Regions from separate parts of the Homo sapiens genome. Here all the other regions are linked to region 2. Evidence: chromatin contacts called from ENCODE Hi-C or POLR2A ChIA-PET data. All regions are on one chromosome and are shown on one strand. The core of a region is the stretch at or near the end of the contact, and the rest is flanking DNA. Distances in the headings are between cores, read along the strand shown.

The links. Hi-C counts contacts between places; a loop is a spot of excess contacts on that map. ChIA-PET counts read pairs that join two places held with the same protein, here RNA polymerase II (POLR2A). Pooled maps may share reads with other maps.
Region 1: a loop to region 2 is called in a map of naive thymus-derived CD4-positive, alpha-beta T cell, with 6 times the contacts of the local background. The contact joins the promoter of PSTK here to the promoter of NSMCE4A in region 2. A Hi-C loop is called at or near these places in 1 of 168 maps with a recorded cell type or tissue (naive thymus-derived CD4-positive, alpha-beta T cell) and 2 of 50 pooled maps. POLR2A ChIA-PET finds 5 or more read pairs at or near these places in 2 of 52 experiments (OCI-LY7 and activated naive CD4-positive, alpha-beta T cell).
Region 3: a loop to region 2 is called in a pooled map, with 5 times the contacts of the local background. The contact joins the enhancer-like site here to the promoter of NSMCE4A in region 2. A Hi-C loop is called at or near these places in 8 of 50 pooled maps.

The regions. Positions count from the first base shown.
Region 1 is chr10:122,978,618-122,982,561 of GRCh38, reverse strand. PSTK (phosphoseryl-tRNA kinase) reads right to left here and starts at 2,161. Exons shown (of 6, transcript NM_001363531.2): 1 at 1,867-2,161. The coding sequence starts at 2,082. RefSeq lists an enhancer at 1,830-2,149.
Region 2 is chr10:121,972,837-121,976,499 of GRCh38, reverse strand. NSMCE4A (NSE4A component of SMC5/6 complex) reads left to right here and starts at 1,283. Exons shown (of 11, transcript NM_017615.3): 1 at 1,283-1,626; 2 at 2,419-2,496. The coding sequence starts at 1,335. It overlaps LOC124902517 (a long non-coding RNA gene), which reads right to left and starts at 1,633. Exons shown (of 2, transcript XR_007062322.1): 1 at 345-1,633; 2 at 1-212. RefSeq lists an enhancer at 849-1,644 and a silencer at 1,082-1,881.
Region 3 is chr10:120,944,749-120,948,763 of GRCh38, reverse strand. The region is part of intron 2 of LOC105378519 (a long non-coding RNA gene); the gene reads left to right. Among named protein-coding and RNA genes, the nearest start is that of WDR11, 95 kb to the right of the region's middle. Within about 2 kb of position 2,584, at least 8 of the 41 ENCODE cell types and tissues checked have a DNase peak (open chromatin) inside an H3K27ac peak, as active enhancers do.

The DNA of each region.
Region 1 (3,944 bases), core at 912-3,411, 1.0 Mb before region 2:
GGAAAACTAATGTTACTAGTGCTGTGTAAAGCTTTCTCAGACTCAACCATGCAGAAGGCAGCTCAGCCTCTCCCTTGCCCATCATGAAACCCCATTCTATACATATATCTCCACTCTAGCAGTGCTTACACAGTTTAAGCATTTGTTTACACTTCTCTCTCTGCTAGATCACTGTCCATTGCATACTCAGCCTCCAGCAGAGGGTCGGTGCTCCAGAAATGTATATTAAATGGATGACTGACTGAATAAGTGAATAAATGAAAGAACTTATTTATCATCCAAGAGAAAGGTGGAGTCAAAATAGTCTGGCTAAGATATAATAATGCAGGTTTTCCCCTGAAATGGGAAAGGTAGTAGACAGCAAAAAGATCAGGTGAAAAGTCTCTGGGTCAAGAAGAAAAGACCTCAGGCTAACAAATGAGTTGATATGGGATGGGGAAAGATGGAGGAAACAAACTGAGGGGAATAAACAGCTTGAGAATACAAGTAATCTTGTGCTGGTCAAGGGCTGTGGAGAATCCTGACATAGTTAAGAAATCTAAGCTGGAGGGAAAACACGAGGACAGGGGAGTGAGAACTCTCACTTGCCTGCCCATGCCTTACCACCACTGAGATTACACTACATACAACAAACACATCAGCTAAACCCACTAAATTGGAAACACATATCACTTCCTAAGTGAGCAGATGAGTCCCACAGTCTTTGTCCATAGGAAAAGCGTGGAAAAAACAACATAATACAAGTGAAGGGAAAGCCAGCAAATACAACAATCCCTATCGACAACTTTCAGCTTTCTCCGAAGTGTTGAAAATACTATCATCCAGGTCAATCCTGCGCTATCCTGACACTGCACTTACTTCACAATTAACCAAGAATGAGAAAGTAGATACACCTTGCTGGAGAGCCCATGCACCAAATGTACTGTATTTTTGTATATATACTTAGAAAGTAGAGTCACATAACATTTGCATTTGATTTCTGTAAATTCATCTACATTAGGCATTAAACAACAAAAATAATAATGTTAACATTTCAGAATATTTCAAAGAGTATTTACTCAAGAGTGAGCATGAGAAACACGAATGTAATCTACTCTTCCCCCAGTGGTCTCAGTTTCCACATGCTTCTCCAAGAGGATGTATCTCACTGTGCTGAGTGTGAGATGAGGAGGGCTTAAAGAGATGTATTTGGAACATACAAGTTTTTCCGTAAATACAAACCCATTACTTCCTCTGGTGGTCAACTAAGAAACAGCCATCCTTCCCAAAGCTGGCAGAGGCAGATTTACTTTGAGATGAACAAAGATTAAGCTTCATAGGTCTGATAATGCATTTGTACAGCCTCTTTCTATCGTTCTGAGGGACCCCAGAAATTTTGTTACTTATAGTTTTTATTCCTTTTCTTAAAGAGGATTCCTCAAATTACAAAACCTGAATCCACCCGTAGCTAGACGTTCAAGTTTTAGAACTTCTTTCCCTCTCCTAAGGAGAAACTTCCTAAGGGATTTTCGACAGTGCATTTGACTATAGGGGCTTTCCACCTTGCACGCTGACTTGAGAACCTGACCCTGTCTGAAGACTCAACTGTATAGAATATACAACATATACATGCATCAAATATACAGATAAGCATCTAAAATGCATCGTTCTAACAGTTGGCTTTGTAACCACTTTCTACAGCCAACGCATTCACCCTCTGCAGTAACTATGTTAACCCAGCTCCACTTTTCTCGAACTTCACCTCCCACACCAAGCAATGGGCGCTCATGGCAAATCACCCAGGACCGCGTGGACGCGAGTGTCCCCGCCCCGCCCCGCCCCGCCCCGCCCCGCCCCGCGGCCCAGGCCCCGCCCCTCCGTGCTGACCGCCGGTCGCGCTCTTGCCCCGGCGAGAAACGCGTCGGGCATGACGTCATCATACGCGACAACACCGATGGCCCAACCCTGCTCCTGCTGCAGCCGGTGGGCGAGGGCGCGCGCGAAAGTCGATTTTCCTGCCGCGGGGAGGCCACAGAGGACGCAGAGGCCTCGTTTCCGCGGCCCGTCGCTGCCGGTTCCTCTGATGTTCTCGGCGGTCTTCATGCTGCCCGGGGAGACCGGAGGAGTCTGGGAGCGTCGTCTCCGCTCTACCGTCTGCCCTGCGCGCACGCGCAGCGTCTCCGCCGCCTACCGGCGCAGTGGAGGAACTGGCCTAGCTGGGTTTCCGTGCGGCCCCAGAGGCACCTGCTCCACCGGTGCCCTGCTTGCTCCCAGGGACCAGAGGCTGGAGAGACCGCGGCGCTGCGTTCCTAGCTCCTGGACATTCCCAAGGGGTCCCAGAGTTAGGATTGATCTTCAAATAGAATCACCCTCCCTGCCGAAAGTTGCCAGCCAGTAGGATTGGCGCCTCAGTTTTGTTAGGATGAGGTCTTTCTGCTTAGGAAAATCCCAAAAGAGACGTTGAGCCTTTCCCTCCAGCAATCTTTCGAAAATAAGTTACTGGAAATCAAAGAATAGAAGGCGAGGCTGACAGTCCGACCACCGCGCTCCTTTGCGGTTCCCAGATGTGAAGAGTGCAAGGGCAAAGTAAACATTCGTTATTGTGCCCTCACAGCACCAGTGGGCAGCAAGCGTGAAGAAATATTGTCAGGAAAGGCACATCCACAGACCTCAATTCCAGTGCATGCAGACAGAGAACAATAGGTGTTTGTGTTAAAAAGTAATACTAAGCTATGGAGAGGTACAAAACAAGTTTTTGTTTTTTGTTTGTTTTTAAGACGGAGTCTCGCTCTGTCGCCCAGGCTGGAGTGCAGTGGCGCAATCTCGGCTCACTGCAACCTCTGCAACCTCCGCCTCCTGGGTTCACGCCATTCTCCTGCCTCAGCCTCCGAGTAGCTGGGAATACAGGCGCTTGCCACCAGGCCCAGCTAACTTTTTGTATTTTTAGTGGAGACGGGGTTTCACCATGTTAGCCAGGATGGTCTCGATTTCCTGACCTTGTGATCCGCCCGCCTCGGCCTCCCAAAGATTACAGGCGCAAGCCACCGCGGCTGGCCAAGTTTTTTTTGTCTGGGGGTGTGTTGTAGAAAAATTGAATTCAGATTACAGTTTTTTGTTTTTTGAGACAGCGTCTCACTCTCTCGCCCGGACTGGAGTGCAGTGGTCCGATCTCGGCTCACCGCAACCTCCGCCTCTCAGGCTCGAGGGATTCTCCTGCCTCAGCCTCCCGAGTAGCTGGGATTACAGGCGAACACCACTACTGCCCAATTAATTTTTGTATTTTCAGTAAGAACGGGGTTTCCTCATGTTGGACAGGCTGGTCTTGAACTGACCGCAAATGATCCACCCGCCTCGGCTTCCCAAAGTGCTGGTATTACAGGCGTGAGCCACCGCGTCGGGCCTAGATTCCAGATTCTTTTATCCTTATATTTTAGGGGATAATTCCTTCTTACCTGTAAAGGGTATGTTCAAAATGTGAAGACGTAAGGACAAAATCAGTGTATACTGTGTCAAAATATGACGAGTAACCTGCTAAAGCTGATATAATTTGTATGAAGCACTTACAAATAATCTCATTTTCCTTTGGACTGAAAGTGAAGAGCAATGAGTTAAACTCTTTATTTCATGACATTTTATCATTATTGGTCCAGTATAAGGTCCCTCTCCTTAATTTGCCCCTCCCCCACTTTTTTAAGAGACAGGGTTTTGCTTTGTCACCCAAGCTGGAGTGGAACCATAGCTCATTGTAACCTCGAATTTCTAGGCTCAAGCAATCCTCCTATCTCAGCCTCCTGAGTAGCTGGGACTATAGGCATGTGCCATTGAGCCTGGCTCCACTGTCTTTTATCTCCCATCCTCCACATCCACACCCATTTAACCCCTGCAGGCAACCGGTTTTTTTTTTCTTTTTATCATAGTTATTTTTGTTTTGGTTATGTATTTTTTTTAAATAGGCTTTATTTTTT
Region 2 (3,663 bases), core at 34-2,533:
ATACTTAACATAATTCCATCTTTCTTGGGCCCTTCAGGAGGTATTCTTAGAATCTTCTAGTTTGAGAATCAGAATCAGGCTGTGCCTGGTGGCCCATGCTTGTAATCCCAGTACTTAGGGAGGCCGAGGTGGGCGGATCACTTGAGGTCAGGAGATGGGGTTGCAGTGAGCCAAGATAGTGCCACTGTACTCCAGCCTCGGCAGAGCAAGGTCTTAAAAAAAAAAAAAAAATCAAATGTGAACATAGACTGTCATTAAAATCAACCCAACAATCCCATAGACTGTTTACTATTTTTTTAATAAACTTAGAAATTATCATTTCTAGTCTTAAGGTTGAAACTTACCTTTGTTTTATCTGAGTTCCTTCCTCAGGAAAGGACCTCCAGAGCCTCTCAAAAAGTATCAAAAAACTGAAACTCGCCATATCACCGCATTCCAGACAATGAGATGCCAAGCCCCTCATGCATCCCCATAGCTTCCTTCCCCCTCCCGAGTTCCTCTTTTCCCATACATTGTTACATTGCTTCCCTGCAACTGTATAAACCCTTAATTTTAGTTGGTCAGGGCAATGGATTTGAGACTGAGCTTCCAACTCCCTGAGTGCAGCACCCTACTAAAGCCTTCTTCCTTGGTAATAATGGTTTTCTCAGTGATTTCTGTGAGGGGGCAGCGGGTCCTAGAACAAAACCCTGGTGCTCTGGTGACATTCTGTTGTAGATATTTAGAAGGATGTTTACCTGTTAATTTGTTCTGCTATCCTCACAAAAAATGGTATTGCCAGCTGCACATAAATATTTGATTCATCCACCCACCCCTGTTCCCCACCCCCCCGACCCCAGCCATGATGGCACAGGGAAACTGAGGTCGCAGGTGAGCAGCAGACCGCGTCTGGACTCCACATCCCGCGCTCATCCTGCTCCACAGCAGGAAGCTCGTTCAACACACATGGACTGCGTGCCCATGTGGGTGCCAGGCTGCGGCTGTGTCCTGGGCAGGCAAAGGGACCTAGGGAAGATGCAGGTCCAGGAGGGTGGGAAAGTAGGGGCAGAAAACCAAGATTCTCACAGCCCTGCAGTGTGGAGTAAGAGCTCATTACACCTCTTGTCAAGGGAACAAAGGATCCCCGCCAGGCCCCTCTTGTGCACCCAGCGGTCCCCCCAGGCGCCTTGGAGACCCGGCCGGGCCCGTCGCCGGCCTCCAGCCACAGGCGTCGCTGTGCGCTCGCGCGGGCCCGGGAGCCGCGTTCCGCCGGGAGCAGGCGCTGGCGCAGAGCAGGGGTTTCAGTTTCTGGCGCGAACTTCCGCCGTTCCGAAGTTGCACGGTGAATTGGCGCTATGTCTGGGGACAGCAGCGGCCGCGGGCCAGAGGGCCGGGGCCGGGGCCGCGACCCGCATCGGGATCGCACCCGCTCCCGCTCCCGCTCGCGGTCCCCTTTGTCGCCCAGGTCCCGCCGCGGCTCTGCGCGGGAGCGCAGAGAGGCCCCAGAGCGCCCGAGCCTGGAGGACACAGAGCCGTCGGATTCCGGGGACGAGATGATGGACCCGGCCAGCTTGGAGGCGGAGGCCGACCAAGGCCTGTGCCGCCAGATCCGCCATCAGTACCGGGCGCTCATCAACTCCGTCCAACGTAAGGCGGCGCCTCCGGGCGGCGCGGGCCCGGACGGGCCGCTGTCCCCGCCCTGCGCCGGGCGCGGGGGGAGGGCACCGGAGGCAGGTGCCGGGCGGAGGCCCGGCGCGGCGTTAGTAGAGACGCGCCGGGTGCCAGCCCCTCGCCGCACCTTAAATTGTTGACAAAGTGCTCCCACTTTGTGGCTGGAGCCGTACGACCTTGGCGCGGGTCCCCGAGTGGCGGGCTGGAAAAGCTGGAGGCCAGAGCCGTTCGCGGACTCGCCCGAGCCCAGCCAGCCAGTGGGGAGAGGCAGGACGCGGACTCCGCGTGCTTTGATTGCGCCCGGCAGTCCTCGGCGTGGGCTCCCGGCCTCGCAGCGGCAGCTGCAGCTGCAGCGGCACGCGAGAGCTGTCAAATGCACGTTCTCGGACCCCACCCGGACCCGCGGAATTCGAATCTCTGGGTGGGTCCGCGCAACTGTGGAGTGGCCCTCCAGGTGATGGTGTGTATTGCTTGCAAAGTTTGAGAACCACTCAGTTATGGAGCACTCAGAGGCTGCAGCCGGAGTCCAGCCCTTTGGGTTAAGGTTAGAGGGAGCTAGGGTTTCCTTTTAAAATTCATGCTGCATAAAGGGTAGGGTGGCCTTTCTCCTTTTCCGGGTCATTTTGGTTAAAAAGATAAAGATGTTCGAAGTAATTACTCAGAGCGCAGGGGCCGGGGCTTGGCTTTACTGTTGCAGGTGATAACCTTGTCAACTGCTTATTAGTGAATGCTGAACAAATTTCCCAAAGTTTGTATTTTTAAAAATAGAAAACCGTGAGGACATACTGAATGCCGGTGACAAATTAACAGAGGTCCTTGAAGAGGCTAACACTCTGTTTAATGAAGGTAATTTGTTATTTTATATGTTATTTCGTGTTTTATGATACTTTTAATTAGTGTTACATAAGCGCCAAATTATTGACATAAAACAATTCCCACATTTGTAATAGTGCTTTCCCAGTTCGGGAACCGTTTCATTATAGCAATAATGCCATTTTTATTATGCACTTACCATATAATAAGGGCTTTACATGAAAATTTGGGGGTAGGTTCCGCAGTCTGTGTTAAGCCCCCAGTTGATTCTGTTGCCTCTTCAAGTTTGAGAACGTTACATGTGTTATCTTGTTTCTTTTTCTTGTGTTTACTGCCGTATCCCTAGTATACATTGGTTGAGTGGATGAATTACAGAACTGAGCTAGCCTCTGAAATCCTGTTTCTTTTCCTGTCCCATTCTGTTTTGCCTTCCTCAGCTCCCTGCTATTGGTCCACGTGTAACACAATGGAGGTGGCAAAGCCTGCAAGTGTACCTGCTGGTCTCCAGTCTGGGGTGTGTTGTGTGTGAGTGAGTGAGTGAGAGAGATCCCAGAGCACTGAACTCTAGGCCATGGGTGCTTTAAAAAATAACCTTAGTTTGAATTGAAAGCAGAGGCAGTGGTATTGGTAGCAGCTGTCTGTCTGCTTGGTGACAGAGGGGTACTCCCTGATGTGGGTACTTGGTCATAGAGCCACAGGACTACTACCCAGACCACTGTCCCCTCCAGCCCTCTCTGACGGGTCTGTGGGAACATAGGGGAGAATGCAGCCAAATATATCCTTTTTTTTTTTTTTTTTGAGGTTTGAGATGGAGTCTCTGTTGCCCAGGCTGGAGTGCAGTAGCACAATCTCGGCTCACTGCAACCTCCACCTCCCAGGTTCAAGCAATTCTCCTACCTCAGCGTCCCGAGTAGCTGGGATTACAGGTGTGCTCCATCACACCCAGCTAATTTTTGTATTTTTAGTAGAGACGGGTTTCGCCATGTTGGCCAGGCTGGTCTCGAACTCCTGACCTCAGGTAATCCACCTGCCTCCGCCTCCCACAGTGCTGGGATTACAGGCATGAGCCACCGCCCCCGGCTGGTTCCTCATATTCTTAAAGGACTAGAACGTATATTTTTAGTCATTGCTGAGGATGACTAGTTCTTTAAATGTCTCCTTTTATCACTTTATATATGCTCTCCAATTTCTTTGACCACA
Region 3 (4,015 bases), core at 1,335-3,834, 1.0 Mb after region 2:
TGCAGCCAGAAAACACATGAAAAAATGCTCATCATCACTGGTCATCAGAGAAATGCAAATCAAAACCACAGTGAGATACCATCTCACACCGGTTAGAATGGCGATCATTAAAAAGTCAGGAAACAACAGGTGCTGGAGAGGATGTGGAAAAATAGGAACACTTTTACACTGTTGGTGGGACTGTAAACTAGTTCAACCATTGTGGAAGTCAGTGTGGCGATTCCTCAGGGATCTAGAACTAGAAATACCATTTGACCCAGCCATCCCATTACTGGGTATATACCCAAAGGATTATAAATCATGCAGCTATAAAGACACATGCACACGTATATTTATAGCGGCACTATTCACAATAGCAAAGACTTGGAACCAACCTAAATGTCCAACAACGATAGGCTGGATTAAGAAAATGTGGCACATATACACCATGGAATACTATGCAGTCATAAAAAATGATGAGTTCATGTCCTTTGTAGGGACATGGATGAAACTGGAAACCATCATTCTCAGCAAAATATCACAAGGACGAAAAAACCAAACACCGCATGTTCTCACTCATAGGTGGGAATTGAACAATGAGAACACACGGACACAGGAAGGGGAACATTACACACTGGGGACTGTTGTGGGGTGGGGGGAGGGGGGAGGGATAGCATTAGGAGATATACCTAATGCTAAATGATGAGTTAATGGGTGCAGCACACCAACATGGCACATGTATACATATGTAACAAACCTGCACGTTGTGCACATGTACCCTAAAACTTCAAGTATAATATAAAAAAAAAAAAAGGATCATCCCCTTATCTCCAGCTCTGGTCTCCGGAGGCCCGTGTGGCTGGAGCAAAAAAGGCAATGGGCCGGTGGAGTCTTGTTTAGTGGGGACGCCGTGGTCAGCTCTGAGCTGTTCCTACTGTTCTTAGTGGAGGTAGCAAGACCCCCGTCTCTCCTGGTGGGTAGTGTGGATGTCGCACAGACAGAAGCTCAGGTGGCAAAGGGTCGTGGAAACTTCTGCACCTTCCAGAATACGTGGGTCCATGGACGTGGACCCACGGCCACGTTAAGGCTCATGTTCATTTGTTCAGTTCACTTATTTAATTCATTTGTTCAGTGGTTCCTTCATTAATTCAGTCAATAATATTGTCTTGAGCACTTACTGTGTGCCAGAACCCAAGGTCGGGGCTAAGGATAGAAAAGAGAACTCGGGAGGCTGAAGCAGGAGAATCGCTTGAACCCGGGAGGCGGAGGTTGCAGTGAGCCGAGATCACCACTGCACTCCAGCCTGGGTGACAGAGTGAGAGTCTCCGTCTCAAAAATAGAAAAAAAAAAGAAAGAAAGAAAGAAAGAAAAAGTAACAGAAAAGATGGCTTACAGTCTTTCTTGCCAGTCTCATGAGGCCAGAATATTTGAAAAAAGCATAAATTAAGATACACAGGATTATGAAACAAACCGATTATACTGTCATGCAGTTATCAAAATATTTTTAAGTGGTGCTATACTCGTATATGTTCTTCGTTGATAGAGGATGTAACAGGATCTACAGACCAATCTATTAACTACAGTCATTTCAAAATAGTGATTAGCCCAGCTGATATTTTGAGATAACTGCATCAACTACGACGTGATAGAAAAACAGCTGTGATTTCTGTTGGAGACAAAGTCACAGACACTGCTAATACACTGTGGCTTGTTGCCGATTTTCATAATTGAGTAAATTGTTAAATCTCAGACAGTGAAAATAATGATATAAATATTTTCCTGTCCAAGTTCATAGACCCCCCTCCTCCAGATTTTATTCACAGACTCCTCGATTAAAAAGCCAGATCGGTGAGCAGAAATAAACAGGGTGAGTGTGGACAGTGATGAGCACTTGGAGGAAATCAACAGGGAGAGAGACTAACGATAAAATCAGAAGGGAGGCCCTGTGTGGGATGCAATGGTCGGGAAACGCCTGGATGAGACCACAGTTCACTCTAAAAGCCCCATACAGAGGTCGGAAACAGCTACCAGGGACTCTGATTTAGCCTGTAAATCTGCACAGTCTTCTTGAACATTTAGATCTGGTGTTCAGGACTGGACTCGGCTTTTGACCACAAGGCCTCCCAATCCGGGAAGTCCAGGTCAGCCTCGTGGACATCCAGAGATTTCATCCCAGGGCACTGAAAGTGAAATCTCTGCCTGGGCCCTGAAGCCACTTGATTTTGCAACTTTACCACCTAAACTTTCCTGGGTCACTCTTGGGGCAACCCATCCAGGGCAAGGGTAGTTTGCATGGCAAATGGAACTTTCCAAAGTTTAACTTGAAAAAGATGGTCGGCATCGGTGTCCTATTTAGAAACCAGGCTCCTTCCAGCCTGGGGATCCCCTGAACCTTCCAGATCTTTATCCAACTTTCATTCAAGCTGTGATTCCCCGGTGCCCCTTCTAAGCCAGCAGCTGTGTGACATCTCTGTTCTCATCCACCCATTTCCAGGCAGCAGCGTGTTGGGGGTGGTTAGGGAGTGTAGTGCTGGGTCACAGGCAGCCTTTGTAACTGCATATGAACCAGTGTGGCAAGCTTGCAGGATGATGTCAGAGCTGGCACCGGCAAAGAACAACTTTGTTGACAAGAAGATTAATTAGACAAATGTAGTGCCCATCAGTTATTGCCACCGCCTCCTCGGGGGTCAGCTCTAGTCAGGCCTTTGCTAGAGATTTTTTTTTTCATCTTTTTAGAGAAAGCTTAATCTCCTAACAAGGCAGCCAAGAAACAGTTCATGGCGTGCCAGAAGAGCAAGTGCATACAAGCATGTTCTGAAGTGAGGGTGCCTGCACACCGCCAGGCTGCAGGGCTGGGGCTGGCCCAGGCTTGGAGCCAACTGGGCCTCTTCCTTCTACCTGTACAGACCCAGCCCCAGGAAGCGTGTTGAGCCCCGAATCCTTCCTCACAAGAGAAGACACCCATTTGTGAGCTCTCTTGGCCTCTCTTCCTCTCTTTCCTGGGAGAGCTGCCCCTTTCATGGAGGGGCGGGCAGACAGCCATGCAGGGTCTTCAGAGCTCGGAGGCTTCCGCCACCTACACCTTCCCTCTTTATCCAAAAGGCACCTGCCCCATTGTCCCATTGTGGGAAGAGGCAATGAATGAATTGCTGAGTGGTAGCGGCCTTATTCATCATTCATCAAATACTCAGTAGGTTTATGGGCATATTATATCCCAGCAACACTGCAGTAAAGGAATGATTCCCATGTATCAGGCCCTGGCCCTGGGGAAGGGGTTATATTCTAGAGGGGGAGGCATGGCAATGAGTAAAATAAATACTCCAAGAAGCTCATCTGCACCAGTGGTAAAGGCCAAGAAGGAGCTAGGAGAGGGGATGTGGTGTTGAGGGCCGGGAGATGGCAGCCATTTTGGAAAAGGTGCCCCTGAGGAGGTGAAATTGAATTGAAACTTGAGGAGGGAGAGAATCTGTGGGGAAGAGCTGACTTCCTGTTGGCTGCAGGGGACAGGAAACTGAGAGTGCCAAGGGAGGGGATGTTCTGTGGATATCTGTTGACTGCATGAATAAAACAAAATGTTTCCAAGCTGTGCTTCTCACACTTTAGTGTTGTGTTAGAATCCTTGGGAAGGAGGGTCTTGTTAAAACATAGATGTCCAGCTCCACTGATTCAGAAGGGCTGGTGCAGGGCCCAGAGAGCTGCATTTTAACAGCCCCCGCCTCCAGGCAGCCCTCCCAGTCCCTCCTGGAGCCCCATCTCCAGGCAGGCGCTCAGCCCTGGATTGCAGCCCTGTCTGTCTGTCAGGCCTACCTGAGGTTTCAGAAAGGCCTCACAGTCAGGCTCCCAGGGGCCCAAAGCCAGTGTGGCTTCAGTGGGACCAACCTGACAGCTCCTTATAACTCTAAGGCCTCCACCTCCCACTGGCCAGCAAGGAGCCCTGGTGGGCAGGGGTGGGGCCTGCTCTGTCTCATCAGGCTATGCCCTATCTAGGGCAAGGGGTCCCTGGGGCTGGGGATGGGCTTCCCCTGGATCCTGTACC